Regions from separate parts of the Homo sapiens genome. Here regions 1 and 2 are each linked to region 3. Evidence: chromatin loops called from intact Hi-C (ENCODE). Cell type or tissue: CD4-positive, alpha-beta T cell. All regions are shown on one strand. Region 1 holds the start of POLD3 (DNA polymerase delta 3, accessory subunit). Region 2 holds the start of LOC105369399 (a long non-coding RNA gene). Region 3 holds the start of EMSY (EMSY transcriptional repressor, BRCA2 interacting).

Region 1 (5,000 bases), 1.9 Mb after region 3:
TGGCTGTGTCCCCACCCAAATCTCAACTTGAATTGTAATAATCCCCACATGTCAAAGACGGACCAGGTGGAGATAACTGAATTATGGGGGCAGTTCCCCCATGCTCTTCTCATGATAGTGAGTTCTCACGAAATCTGACGGTTTTACAAGGGGCTTCCCCCTTCGCTCGACACTCATTCTCTCTCCTGCCACCCTGTGAAGAGATGCCTTCCGCCAAGTCTCCTGAGGCCTCCCCAGCCATGCGGAACTGTGAGTCAATTAAACCTCGTCTTTATAAATTCAATCTCAGGTGTGTCTTCATAGCAGCATGAGAATGGACTAACACAAATACCCAAGATAACTGAAAATATATGTTCATATAAACACTTATAGATGAATGTTTTATACATGAATGTTCATAACAGCATCATTCATAGCAGTCAAAATATGGAAATAACCCAAATGTCCATTAATGATGAATAAACAAAACTTGTTGTATCCATATTACAGACTGAATCATGTCTCCAAAAAGGTAATGTTAAAGCCCTAACCCCCAATACCTTAAAATGTGACCTTATTTAGAAATAGAATTATAGCACATGTAATTAGTTAAGACAAGGTCATATTGGAGTAGGGTGGATTCGTAATTCAGTATGACTGGTGTTCATATAAGATGGACGTGCAAAGATACAGATATACAGGGAGAATGCCATGACAATGAAGGCAGAGATTGGAATTACGCAGCTACAAGCCAAGAAATACCAATGATTGCCAGCAAACCAAATTAGCTCTAATCTATGTAGGCTATCTGTAGAGTTAAAAGCAAAGCATAACAAAACAAAAAAAAATTCCAATATGATTAAAATTGGTAGTAAATTGGACTTACTGTTTGGCCTGGTTAACATGAACCCCTAGTGTATAGCTCAGCCATTTGTATGTCACCTGTAACAAGAAAAAATTTTTCAAATGTTTTATTAGATGACTCCAGAGTGCACATCAGTCCCGAAGGTCTGTTGCTAAAGATTCCTATTCTTAGATGATTATGCCTTACAAATTACAATAAATGCCACTGCAGTTTTCCCAAGAACTATCTATCTGGGTAGGCAGGACCTATTTATCTTAAAAATGCTAAGAAGTTTGTTTCATGAACTAATGAAAAGTAATCTAAAAAGACAAGCTGAACATACCTAACAGAAAAAACTCTCATTTTCCTCACATTCCTTGTTTTACTCAGGCCCTTTCCTCATGATGTTTTTTTTGGGGGCCACCAGCCAAAGCCATCCTAAAACTCATTCAGAAGCTAGATGACTTTGAAGTGTGATGTCTCAGAAACTTCTAAAGAAAGTTGCACCCATGCAAACATTAAAGGGCACAGGTGGTGCAGGGGTCAGGAAACGAAAAAAGTGGGTAAATATTTTTATAAGAGATTAGATTGGGAACTACCAGCATCAAGCCTTCATCCCTCCTAGACCCAGGATGCCTGCACTCTCTTCTCTCAAAGTCTCTTCCAATTCCAAATGTCAAGCTTCCAATAGTTAGAAGACTTGCACAGGTTAGGCAAAGGCAGTGTGATGTAGAAGAAAGCATTAGTAAGAGGACAGACCTAGGTTGAAAAACTGCCTATCCCTTACCAAACGCAAATAAACAAGTTATTTGGCCCCTCAGCTTCAATTTCCTCATCTCGGGATACCACCACCGACCTGGGATGGGGTGCGGGGAGGTCACTGTAAAGATTAAAGTGCCTTGGCACACAGCAGGCACTCAATCATCACGGTTTGCAAAGTGCACTCACATCCATCAATTCGCTCGATCTTTTCCTCACCCGTGTGAAGCGGATCAAACCTCTATCAATGCTTAAATTTCCAGGAAGAGGAAACAGTATCTGGAGGTTACGCAACTTGTAACTTAACACAGTTAAGACACGATTTCCTCAACTGTAAACTTAAAACTTTAAACGCCAACCACCTTAAAAGAAAGGTGTAGGGACGCCTTAGAACTCTCAGCCAACGGCCCTCCCTCCGCGCCCGGTCTCCGCGGCTCCAGCCCCAGGCTCTGTTCCCAGCACGCCCACCCAAGGGACGCGGACTTCCGTGTGTGCTGGAGGACCTTCCCGACGAGTCCTCGCTCGCTCTGGGGCACAGAGCTCGCCCAGGTCCCCTCGTGGGGACCTGTCTCCCCTGGTCCCCACGAAGCCACAAGCAGACAGAGGGTCAAGGCTCCCGCCGCCCTAGCCGGGCCCAGGACCCCGGTCGCACGCCCGCGTTCCCCAGTAGTAGCTGCTCACGATCTTGTTTTGGTCCGTGACGAACTCGTCTATATTTTCCAGATAAAGCTGGTCCGCCATGGTGCGGCAGCGCTGGGACCCGCCTCTAACCCCTCTCTCAATCACAGCCACAGCTCCCGCCGGCGGGAAACGTCTTTGCTCCCTCCCAGGTCCCGGGTCGTTTCCCCGGCAACGGAGGCGACGCACTACGGCGGCCCTCGAAGGGTCAAACTAGTCAGGGAGACGGCGCAGACGGAGGTAGGCAGAGCTAGTAGAAAACACCGAAGTGCGGGGCCTCCTGGCTGGTTTTTTCCTATACCTACGTACCTATGATAAAGTTTAATTTATAAATTAGGCACAGTAAGAGATTAACAAAAATAACTAACGATAAAATAGAACAATTATTATTATACTGTAATAAACATTAGTGAATATGGTCTCTCAACAGATGTCATTGGGTATAATATTTCCCTACCGAGGTTGGCTGCGCGTGATGAAACCCGGGAAAGCCAGGATAAAGGGGAGACTATTGAAAACAAGTAATTTTAGTAGTGCTGCCAACTGGGGAAAAGTACTGCCTGTTATAATCCCTCAGAGTTGAGAAATTAGGGAAGGTTTTTCCAGAGGGGTTGAGGAGAGGCTGAGTGTTTCGGATAGAAGCAGGAGAATTTGCTGGAAAAGAGTTCATTATCTCTGGATTGTTAGGAGAAGAGGCGGATGAGAGAGACTTGGGAGAAACCAAATCGTTGTGCCTAGGAGACTGTGAAGAGGCGCTTGAGCTGTGTTCTCAGGAAAACTTGGAGAAAAGTTATCAGGTTGGGGAATTTCAACTCAAATTTCTCCTAGTATCACCCCCGCAAAAATCTTTAATAATTGACTTCAGCATAAGCCGGTGCAGTTCAGTATCGCAGGTGTAGTGCGTAAGAGAGTGGGCTCTAGAGTCAGACTTACTGGGTTTGAATCCTGGTTTTGCTGTTTGTTGTGTAAACTTAGGTAATTCTTTAGCCACTAGGAGCCTATTTCCTTATCTATAAAATGGGAATAATAACAGTACCTACTTCAAAGGCTTGTCGCGACATGCATTCATTCAAAGCATAGCAAAATCCTGAGAAAGGCCAGATACTATTCTGAGTGTTGAGGTGCTGGGGCTGCAGCTATGAGCAATAATAAACCGAGCCTGTTCACATGTAACTTACATTCTGAGATTTTTAAGTGAAAGATAGTGGTGGTTTAAAATAGGGTAGCAGACCGGGCGCGGTGGCTAACGCCTGTAATCCCAGCACTTTGGGAGGCCTAGGGGGATGAATCACCTGAGGTCAGGAGTTCGAGGCCTGCCAGGCCCACATGGTGAAACCCTGTCTCTACTAAAAATATAAAAATTAGCCGGGCGTGGTGGCACGTGCCTATAGTCCCAGTTACTCCCAGGGCTGAGGCATGAGAATGTCTTGAATCCAGGAGGTGGAGGTTGCAGTGAGCCGAGATCATGCCACTGCACTTCAGCTTGGGAAACAGAGAGAGACTCCGTCTAAAAATAAAATAAAATGGCTCGGCGCAGTGGCTCACACCTGTAATCCCACACTTTGGGAGGCCGAGGCAGGCAGATCACCTGAGGTCAGGAGTTCGAGACCAGCCTGGCAAACATGGCGAAACCCCGTCTCTACTAAAAATACAAAAATTAACCAGGTGTGGTGGTACACGCCTGTAATCCCAGCTACTCGGGAGGCTGAGGCAGCAGAATCACTTGAACCTGGGAGACCGAGGTTGCGGTGAGCTGAGATGGTGCCACTGCACTCCAGCCTGGGAAACAGAGTGAGACCCCCCTCAAAATAAATAAATAAAATAAAATAGGGTAGCAGTGCCAGGCACAGTAGCTCACACCTATAATCCCAGCACTTTGGGAGGCCAAGGCAAGTGGATCACTTGAGCCCCAGGAGTTCGAGACCAGCCTGAGCAACATACTGAAACTCCGTCCCTACTAAAAAAAAAAAAAAAAAAAGCCATGGTGGCACGAGCCTGTGGTCTGTGGTCTGTGGTCCCAGTTCTGAAGTGGGAGGATGGATTGAGCCCAGGAGGTAGAGGTTGCAGTGAGCACTTGATCATGCCACTGCATACAGCCTGGGTGACAGAGTGAGACCCTGTCTCAAAAAATAATAATTTTTTTTTTTTTTGAGACAGAGTTTTGCTCTTGTTCCCCAGGTTGGAGTGCAATGGCGCGATCTCGGCTCACTGTAACCTCTGCCTCCCGGGTTCAAGTGATTCTCCTGCCTCTGCCTCCCAAGTTGCTGGGATTACTGGCATGCGCCACCACACCCGGCTAATTTTGTTGTAGTTCTAGTAGAGAGGGGGTTTCGCCATGTTGGCCAGGCTGGTCTCGAACTCCTGACCTCAGGTGATCCACCTGCCTTGGCCTCCCAAAGTGCTGGGATTACAGGCGTAAGCCACAACGCCAAACCAATACATTTTTTAAAATAGAGTAGTGGTAGTGGAAATTGAGAGAACTGAGTGACTTGAGTTTTGTTTTAGAGTCGGCAAAACCTGCTGATGAATTACACGAGTGGAGTGTGGAAAAAACAGGAATCAAGGAAAATACCTAGATATGGAACATAAATCTTTAGGTAAATGGTGATGCCCTTGACTGAGACGTGAAAGACTGGAAGCAGATGAGAAAATCAAATAATTCTATTTGGCCAGTTACAAATGAGATAATATACATAAAACTCTCATGCAGTACCTGCACACAATAAAATCTATGATCGTT
Region 2 (5,000 bases), 600 kb before region 3:
TTTATTTATTTTTTTGAGACAGAGTTTTGCTCTTGTTGCCCAGGCTGGAGTACAGTGGCGTGACCTTGGCTCAATACAACCTCCGCCTTCAGGGTTCAAGCAATTCTCCTGCCTCAGCCTCTTGAGTAGCTGGGATTACAGGCGCCCACCGCCACGCCCGGCTATTTTTTAAAAAATGTTTAGTAGAGATGGAGTTTCAACGTGTTGGTCACGCTGGTCTCGAACTCCTGACCTCAGGTGATCCTCCTGCCATGGCCTCCCAAAGTGTTGGGATTACAGGTGTGAGCCACCGCACCCGGCCAAAACATTTTTTTGTTTGTTTTTAAACTACAACCACAATTAGAATTACATTTTATATCATGATCCTGTATCTTTAGTCTCTGTAATTCACTTCATATTTCTATTTTATTCTTTTTAATTTTTTTATATGTGGGTTTCAGACGCTGAATTGATTTCAGGACCCACATATGGGCCTCAGTTCATGGTTTGAAAACTACTGCTGAAGACTGGGGACCTGTGGTCTGGGCTCCCGCAGGCAGTACACCCAGTTATAGGCCCTGGCTGTGCTCCATGCCTTCCTCCGGCAGGCTGCTGTAGCCCTGGCTGACTGAATGCAGAGGTCCAGGGGCCAGCAAACATTCATAGTATTTGTGTCATTCAAGCCCCTCACAGATCGCCCTCCCCAGGGCTGGATTCTGAGCGAGGGTCACACCTGGGCTCCCTGCCCTGCCGCAGATCGGCTGTGGGACGCTAGGCTGGCCACCACTTCTCTCAGGGCCCTCTTTCCCATGCACAGGAGCTGGTCAGGGAAGGCATTTCTCAAAACCTTTCAGGCTTGGACTTCCTGTCTCTCTATCATTTTTATTTGCTCTTTCTTCAGGGTTTAGGGGAGTGAGTAGGTGTGGCATTGGGGTGGAGGAACCGAGGTGGGGCCTTGCCTTTGAGCTCTGCCCTCCACCCTGCCCAGCTCTGCATGCGTCTGAGGTGGCAGGGGCTGGGACGTTTTCCTGCCACTGAAAGTGTGAACAATGCTATGGCTGGTTTATTTTTTCCTCGCTGGTGTGTGTTCTATTTTCAGTAAGTTTTAATTGAAATGTAGATTCGGGTATATTGTGTGAGATAGAACACTCCCAGGTGCCCCAGTGACTAGACGGCCAGATTACTGTCTGCCTCCTTTCTCTGAAGCTTGGAGACCCGGCCTCTGGCCTTGTGCAGCTCTAGCCTGTGGACTCTGGGAGTAGTGGGCCCAAGGCATGGTGGCTGGGGTGGTGATTAGGGCCCAGGAACAGCAGGCAGGAGGCCCAGGCCCTTAGTCCTCGATGCCCAGCAGGCTCCATTGATCTTGGGCAGGTCTCTTCTCTACCCAGGCCTCAGCCTCCACATCTTTCAAGTAGGGATGATAATCCTGTTTTCTGGTTGCGGTGAGGACACAAGGAAATCAGGGGCTTAGAGGTACTTTATAACATGATGTCTCTCTACATTACTTTGTGTATTTAAAAAAAAATCTTAATACAGCCAGGCGTGGTGGCTCATGCCTGTCATCCCAGGACGTTGGGAGGCTGAGGTAGGAGGATTGCTTGAGCCCAGGAGTTCGAAACCAGCTTGACCAATACACGGTTAGTGAGCCATTAGTGATCAGTGAGTTGTGATCTATCGCACCACTGCACTCCAGCACTCCGGCCTGGGAGACATAGCTATAAGACATAAAGATACATAATATTTATACATATAAGAAATGTAAGATACATATATCTTAACATAATTTTTAATTATTTTCTTGCATATCTTCTTTTAGATTTAGCCCTGAGTATAATTTTGTTTCTATTGACACTTTAAAAAATGACTTTTCCTGGCATATATGCACCATGGAATACTATGCAGCCATAAAAAAGGATGAGTTCATGTCCTTTGCAGGGACACGGATGAAGCTGGAAACCATCATTCTAAGCAAACTATCACAAGGACAGAAAACCAAACACCGCATGTTCTCACTCATAGGTGGGAGTTGAATAACGAGAACACATGGACACAGGGTGGGGAACATAACACACAGGGGCCTGTCGGAGGGTGGGGATTTTGGGGAGGGATAGCATTAGGAGAAATACCTAACGTAAATGACGAGTTGATGGGTGCAGCAAACCAACATGGCACATGTATACCTATGCAACAAACCTGCACGTTGTGCCCATGTATCCTAGAACTTAAAAGCATAATGAAAAAAAAAAAGCAAAAAAAAAAAAAAAAAAAAAAAAAAAGAAGCTAGCTGAAACCTACCAAAACCAAGATGGCAATGATAGTGACCTCTGGTGGTCCTCACTGCTCATTACATGCTAATTATAATGCATTAGCATGGTAAAAAATACTCTCACCAGCGCCATGACAGTTTACAAATGCCATGGCAACGACCGGAAGTTACCCTATATGGTTTTAAGAGGAGGGACCTTTATTTCCGGAAATTGTCCCCCCTTTACCGAAACCTCATGAATAATCCACCCCTTGTTTAGCATATAGGTATACTCAGTCAAGTAGCCTGCATTGCTGCCCTGCCTATGTAGTAGCCATTCTTTTGTTTATTTACTTCTCTAGTAAACTTGCTTTCACTCTAAAAAAAAAAAAAAAAAAAGACTTTTCCTCATAGCTTGTTGCTACTATATAGGAATTAAATAGATTCTTTTGGTCTTTTTCTTTTTGAGACAGGGTCACCAAGGCTGGAGTGCAGTGGCACGATCAGGGCTCACGGCAGCCTCGACCTCCCGGACTCAAGCGGTCCTCCCACCTCTGCCTCCCGAGTAGCTGGGATTACAGGTGACACCACCACTCCCTGCTAATCTTCGTATTCTTTGTAGGGATGGGGTTTCCCCATGTTGCCCAGGCTGGTTGCAAACTCCTGGGCTCAAGAGATCCACCCACCTCGGCCTAGATTTTTGTATATTGATTTTTTATCTGGAGAAGTTGCTACCTTTTCTTAGTAATCTAATGAAATATCTGGAGGGTTTGTGCGCGTGTGTGGTTTTTTTTGGTGGTTTTTCTATGTAGACTAATAGTTCTTGAAGAGGTGTACTGCCCTCTAGGGAGAGATTTGGAAATTTGCAGGGGAGTTTTATTTTTTGTTGTTGGGCCCAAGAATTCACACATCAAAATAACATTTTATTTTAAAGTATTTTTCTTTTATTTACCTCATATTTACATAATTTACAATAAAAGCATTGTATTGGCTTTTTGAAAATATGTGTGTGGAAGTGTTATATTATCTAAGTATTTCATTTCAGGATGGAGAGAGTGGCATTCATTTGTTACAGAAAGGGAAGTTGGATCTGATAGGGTTCTAAACTTCTGAGATTTTGAAAAAGTTCTTCCTCTAGTTCCAATTATTATATTTCTGTATCTTTTTTTGTCTTGGTGTTCTCTCAAGTTCTGGACAATTCTGAACAGAAGTAGTGATGATGGGTATATCTCATTTGCTCCTAACTTTAAGCAAAATGCTGTCAAATGCTTTCACCTCTTACTAAGATTTTCTTTAAAATCACTAATGGATGTTGAATTTTAATAAACGTCTTTCACATTGCCTCTGAAATGCTCATATTTCTCTTGATATAATGTACCTCATTGACGGATCTTCCTGTCTTATTTATGTAGTTTGGCTGTTTTTCTAATGCTAAGCCCCTCTGGAATTTCTAGTATAAACACACCTCCGTCCTGATAGATCTCCTTTTCACATGTCATCGCATTTCGCCTGCTAGCATTTTGTGTAAGATTTTTGTTTCCATCTAGGTTCCTGAGACAGGCGCATCATCTTCCCTGCTCATGGGATCCTTGAGGGGTTTGAGTGTCAAAGTCATGCTGGTCTCACAAGGGGCGTTGGGGGATCGCGCTCCGGGGTTGCTTCGCTGAGTGCGCGTGTGTGCGGGATGCGGGGTGCGGGGTGCGGGGCGTGCCCCCTGGCGGCCGCGGGCCGCATGAGCCGAACGAGCGGAGCGGGGAGCGCCGGGCCAGTGCCGTGGGGAGCGATGCGCCAGGTGGCGCCGGGTGACGCCAGGTGATGCCGGGGCTGCGCGGGTACTGCAGCCTTCCGTGGACCTGGACACGCGTGCAACCCAGCTTCAGAGACCGGGTGGCCAGGACCCAGAGTCACCCAGCCGACCCATAACGGCGGCTTCTTGAGTCTCGGGGCCGGCAAGGTCCTGAATCTTCATCTCTAGGAATAGAATGGGGATAATCCGCCTGTCTGTCAGGGAAATGGGAGGAGGCTGTAAAAGCATTTTTTGTGTGATTTTGTGTCAAAGCACAATTCGGACCTTCCAGAGGACCTGTCCGCATTCTGGCCTCAGCATTCTTGTTTTCCTGTTTCTTGCAAGCCCTTGACAAATGGCAGCTAGGGGCAGGGAATTCAGAATTAATGTCACTCAGTAGTCCAGAATGAGAGCTCGCATCATGGAGGTCTGTGTGGAAGAAGCACCCTTGTTTGATTCATTTTTGTGCATTATTTCATTACTGTTGATTTATTCCACAAATATTGACTGGGCACTGTGGTGGGCATAATAACGGCCGCCCAAAAAGTTGCCCATACCCTACTGAATACCTGGAACCTGTGACTGATGCATGTTACATAAGAATGTTACATGTGGCATGTCACCATGTTACATGGCAAAGAGAAGTAAGGTTGGAGGTAGAATGAAGGTTGCTCATCAGCTGACTTTAAGATAGGAAAAGAATCCCAGGTTATCTAGGTAGGCCCAGTGTAGTTACAGGGTCCTTGGAAGTGGAAGGAGAAGGCAGGAAAGTCAGAGAGTGATGTGGCTGTGGAAGCAACGCACCAAGAGCCGCCACATGGTCGGTTTTGGAGATGGAGGAAGGAGGTCTCTGCAAGCTGGAAAAGGCAAAGAAATGGATCCTTCCCTAGCACCTCCAGTAAGGAGTGCAGTTGGTGGGTAGAGCTGTAGGGTAACAGATGAGTGTGCTTTTAAGCCAAGCTTGTGGGAATTTGTTACAGCAGCAATAGG
Region 3 (5,000 bases):
GTTTTATTATTGATAGTAAAATATAATTTGAAAAAGTGAGCATGGCTTACATCAACTTAGAATTCAGAAATAGTATGTAATTGACACATACAATCATGAAGGTTAAGAGTATGTTAAAGTGAGACTGAAAGCATACTCCCTGGTTCAAATACTGACTCCATGTCTATCACCATTACCTTGGCTTCTAAGCTTCATCTGTAAAATGGAGACGAGACAAAACAAACAAACAAAAAACACCTACCTTTTAGGCTTTCAAAGGACAAAGCTAATTCTTAAAATATTTAAATTAGATGTTGTATAAAAAAGACTCAGAATAGCCAAGTAGCCCTCAATAAATCTTAGCTACTAGTATTATTACAATTCACACACCTACTATTTACAAAGCACTATGTTAGGCACTGAGGGAAACAACAATGAGTAAGATGGGAACTGTATCTCCAAAGAATTTCTGATGTAGCGTGAGATATGACATCCATGCAAACAGCTATGACCTAGGCAGAAAGGGAAAAAAGGTATCAGAGAGAGGTAAAAAACAAACAATGAACGTCATACCCAATTTTCGAAGAATTCTTTTGCATTCATCCCTGCTGAGATCCAGAAGGGTTGGCCACACAACAGGCATTGCTGCTTCTGTTTGGTAGCCCCAAAGAGCTTGTCCTCCCTACCAGAACAAAAAAAAAAAGTCAAATTACCAAAGTACCAAAGTACATTCAAGGGGCCACTCACCTGGAGATCCAGTCACAGGCTAAGAAGTAAACCAAAAAGATATTACTATTTTACAATCCTTTCTCACCACCACACTTTCCAACTTTTGAGAAATCAAGAATTAAGTCATTTGAACTATCACAGTGGAAAGAACACAGGCTTTAGAGCCAGACACCTCTAGGTTTCTAGTCCCAACTTTTCAACTTACTGGTTAAGCCTAAGCTTTACACATCTATAAAACAGAGGTAATACCACCCAGTTTGTTACGCGTATTAAAGAACACTATATATAAAGTTCTTTCATAGTGGCTGGCATTTCATTTAATAAACAGGTGGTACTACCAACCTGGGGCAAGTTGACTCCTGTCAGCTTCCTCATTTATGAATTACATGAGATAAAATTTGTAAAGCTCCTAGCAAGTTAAAGAAACTTAATAAATAACTCCTCGTGCTCGCTTCAGCAACACATATACTAAAATTGGAACGATACATACATATATATATATACACATATATATATACATATATATATACACACACACACATATATATATACTCTCTCAAGTCTTAATGGAATATGAATTTTGATCCTGTAGTTATTAAACAGCCATTTACCAACAGTTGAGCTGCCAGGAACTTACTTAGAACTGGGAATTTCCTAGTGTAAAAGACAAAAAGACACGGCTCTGGGGGCACGCGCAATACCTGCTTAGCACAGAGTAGAGCCGCTCTAAGTATTTGTTAAATGGGTAAGTGAATGGTTGACGCGACTGAGCAAAACGAATGGATGAATGAATGAATGAACGAGCTCACTGTCTAGCCTAGAAGTCAGACACCGAACCGAAATAACTGCTATATCCCGTTCCAGGCGCTGGGGCTGCTAACTCCAACTCTGTGTCCCGAGGTGAGCCCCCCTCCCCCTACTTCCCATAGTCCTCTCAGCTCAGAACAAACCCAAGGCAAGAAGAACTGGACTGCGCGCCCCAGCCGGCAGTATGACATAAAGAAAAGGGGTGGGGAGGAGGAAGAAGGGGCAGAGCCAAAGGAATCCTCTCCCTCCACAAGCCAGTCCCCGCCTCCCGACAGGATCTTGGAGGCGGCCGGCGACTGCTCGAACCGAGCACCACGTCACGGCATCCCGGCGCGTCCTAGCCAGGGGACCCCAGAGCGGGGCCGCAACGCATCGGAAACCCGGGCAGTAGTTTCCGGAGCCCGCTCGGGGAACCAGGATCTTGTAGGATCCTTCCCCACTCAAGTGTCAAGGAGACAAGCCCGCCCCGCCCCCTCTCCAAACACGCACTCCCTAGCAGCACCACAACAAGAGCAGCCAGCCCAGGCTCCTCACCCGGACCTCTCGGCGCCGGTCCCAATGTCAAGTCCACGACCCAAGCCCCTCTGGGCCAGTAGCTGTTGTCAGGGGTCCCGGCCGGCACCCGCGCCTCACTCCCTCCCCAGCGGAGAGGACAACCGAGAGAGAGTAAGCCAGCGGATACCCAGCCAGACGACCTGGACTCACCGGGAGTCTCCCAGAGCTAAACCCCCAGAGTCCCAGCACCAGGCCAGCCAGAGTCCCCCTGAGTCCACCCCGGGGAGCCCCACGATCCCGTTAGGAAACAACGGAGGATGGGGCTGGGAGCCCCAAGCCGGGCTCCGAATGCTTGGCCCGGCGCTCCTCTAGCCTGGCTGGCCTGCCAGCTCTTCCCAGGACCCTGCCTGAGAGTCACCCACCTGCCCGGCCTTTCGGGGCTCATCTAAAAGGCTCCTCCGCCAAGACTAGGGGACACCAGGAATTGGGTTTGTTTGCGGTGCCTCTGAAGGGGCAAGATGGCGACAGGTAACAGGGCGCAGGCGCAGCCGCGCGCGGCCAGTCGGGAGGTGTAGTTCGCTTTTCCCGCCTTTCGGAGAACAAACACCAAAAGGCCTCCATTCATCTTGTCCTTCTTTTCCTCCGCGTTATGAAAGAAAAGGACAGACATCGCGGAGGGTGCTGGGAGTTGTGGTCCGAATCCAAACTCCAACCTCTTTCGCTCCAGGTTTGCTGTCGTACGCGCAAGGAAGGCCGGGATTGTAGTTCCCTTGGTTTCTCCTGCATACCCTCCTGTCTCTGGCTTCGCGCGCCTCTCCTGGGCTGCCGTCTCCCAGCCAATCGGCTGCGCTCTCTGCTACGTGTGGCGTCACACGTAGCGGCCAAGATGGCGCTAGCGGTTGGAGCAGGGGCTCTGCTGCGACCTTTACGGTAGTGAGGTTAGGGACGATGGGAGAGCAGCTTTGTTCCTGAAGTGCCGTCGAGGATTAGGATCGAGTTTCTTCGATCGTGAGGGCAATTATTAGTGGCCTCTAGCCCCCCAGATGGCATCTTGAGGAGAGAGAATCCACGCTACGAGAACTAACATAGTGGACATCGCAGTTGTCCGTAGCCGATTTGCGGGTTACGGAGTTGTTGCAAGTAAAGAAGGGGAAATCCGAGCGTTCTCGCGTTGGATTTCCTCCACGTGTGAAGTGGGAATGGTAGTGATATCTCGTGCTATCTCTGTCAAGGGCAAGAAGGAGAAGGAATTTATTTGAGGCCCTACGACGTGGTAGGTTCACCCTCAGCCTTTGTTCTTATTTCATCTTATTTGTGGAGAAGGTCTTTTCGTTCCTATTTTACAGGTGAGAAAAGGGGCCCAATATATAGTTATTTGCGGCCATAAAATAGAAGCCAGTTGCCTGATACTGAAGATTCAATGAAATCTTGTGATTGACTTCCCTCTTTAAATTTTGTACTTTGGGTAACATCGGATCCGGTAGAAACGCTCGTCAGAAAGAGTTTTTAATGTGCATTCTACAATTTCCAGACATAGTTTCCTTCTTGAAAAATTGGGTTAATACTACCCTATAGGGATCTTGTGATGCACCACGTAAACGTTGTAAGTTGTGAACCACTATACAAACGTATGAGACTCTTCATGTTCTTGAGTGGAACTGTAGGTTAGGAAGAGAAGGTAAATAACAGCATTTAAGTTTCCTACTACTATTTGCCCATTAGCTAAAAATACCCTCCGAGGTCTAGGAAAGTCACTGTTGTTGAAACCCAACCTACACCTTCAGAAAATCGTAAAGTGGAACATATTAATCACCAGGCCCTCCCTCCGCTGTCTCCCTGACCTTCCTATGCATCCAGTTGCTTAAGAACTCTTGGAAAGATAGTAAGTGAAATCTTCATAGAGGATTTTTGTACTTTAACATATATTATTTGATTTGAGCCTCGCAACATTTCAGTGTGACAGGTACGATTAAGGTCTTTCATACTATGAATGAGAAAAACATAGATGTACCAAGGACTCACCAAATTTCACGGAGCTAGGAATTGGAAGAGAGCTAGGCTTTGTAATCCCAGGTCTTCTGACCTCCAAATGTCCTTTCCTCTACAGTGAATGTCAAAATGACAATGAATGTCTACTCCTCTACAATGGAGTACAAATCGAAAGACAAGGGGCTTATAAAACTGACTCTGACCTTAAGAAGTAGCATATGAGTGATGAATTATTATAGTCAATCCTTGTGCTTACTAAGTGCCACATACTGGTCTAAGCATTTTACATAGTAATTCAGTCCTTAGAACAACTTTATGAGGTGGAAACTTTTATTATCTCTAATTACAAAGGAGGCAACTAAAGTCTAGGAAAGAAGCAAAATAGCTTGCCTAAAGTCACACATAAGTAAATGGTGGCTCACGCCTGTAAACCCAGCACTTTGGGAGGCTGAGGCAAGTGGATCATTTGAGGTCAGGAGTTCAAGACCAGCCTGGCCAACATGGTGAAAGCCCACCTCTACTAAAAATACAAAAATTAGCTGGGCATGGTGGCATGTGCCTGTAATCCCAGCTACTCGGGAGGCTGAGACAGGAGAATTGCTTGAACCAGGGAGGTGGAGGTTGCAGTGAGCCAAGATCGCTCTACTGCATTCCAGCGTGGGCAACAGAGCAAGACTCCATCTTAAAAAAAAAAAAAAAAAAAAAAGCTAAAGCTGGGATTTAAACCTGATTATGTTGGCTCCAGAGCCTATGCTCTAGACCAGTGGTTCTAAACTTTAATGGTCAATAGGAACCGCTTGAGGATCTTGTTAAAACGCAAATATTGGTAGTATAGATATCAGGTAAGGCCTGGATCCTATAGTCTTAACAGGCCCCCAGGTGATGTTGATGGTGCTGGTCATTACATACTACAGTTCACATCTTCCCTTTTCTCCTAACCGTATTTATTTTGCAGTCAGAAACTACCTTTCCCATGCTGCCTGTGACTGCTTTATAGTCTC

Evidence for each region. Peaks named below come from ENCODE experiments on the same cell type or tissue, not always from the same donor. Only the 100,000 strongest peaks of a DNase experiment are listed, where the experiment ranks them.
Region 1: it touches region 3 in a loop (5-fold over the local background); 2 of 110 quality-filtered maps call a loop at or near these places.
Region 2: it touches region 3 in a loop (9-fold over the local background); 2 of 110 quality-filtered maps call a loop at or near these places.

What each region holds. Positions count from the first base shown.
Region 1 is chr11:74,589,982-74,594,981 of GRCh38, reverse strand. POLD3 (DNA polymerase delta 3, accessory subunit) reads right to left here and starts at 2,400. Exons shown (of 12, transcript NM_006591.3): 1 at 2,264-2,400; 2 at 866-921. The coding sequence starts at 2,323. RefSeq lists an enhancer at 2,105-2,738. In CD4-positive, alpha-beta T cell, no CTCF peak of the experiment used is centred here; DNase peaks (open chromatin) are centred at 2,041 and 2,421; H3K4me3 peaks cover 1,544 bases; H3K27ac peaks cover 1,490 bases.
Region 2 is chr11:77,045,179-77,050,178 of GRCh38, reverse strand. It overlaps LOC105369399 (a long non-coding RNA gene), which reads right to left and starts at 2,313. Exons shown (of 2, transcript XR_950340.1): 1 at 2,275-2,313; 2 at 1,439-1,694. RefSeq lists a silencer at 3,846-4,025. In CD4-positive, alpha-beta T cell, CTCF peaks have their summits at 2,857, 3,062 and 3,968 (motif pointing left); DNase peaks (open chromatin) are centred at 2,368, 2,998 and 3,988; H3K4me3 peaks cover 662 bases; H3K27ac peaks cover 475 bases.
Region 3 is chr11:76,442,561-76,447,560 of GRCh38, reverse strand. It overlaps EMSY (EMSY transcriptional repressor, BRCA2 interacting), which reads right to left and starts at 2,543. Exons shown (of 22, transcript NM_001300942.2): 1 at 2,433-2,543; 2 at 553-661. The coding sequence starts at 622. EMSY-DT (EMSY divergent transcript) reads left to right here and starts at 2,881. Exons shown (of 2, transcript NR_186348.1): 1 at 2,881-3,283. RefSeq lists enhancers at 1,542-1,836, 1,976-2,045, 2,086-2,135, 2,336-2,565, 2,266-2,902 and 1 more. In CD4-positive, alpha-beta T cell, no CTCF peak of the experiment used is centred here; DNase peaks (open chromatin) are centred at 1,820 and 2,650; H3K4me3 peaks cover 2,826 bases; H3K27ac peaks cover 2,222 bases.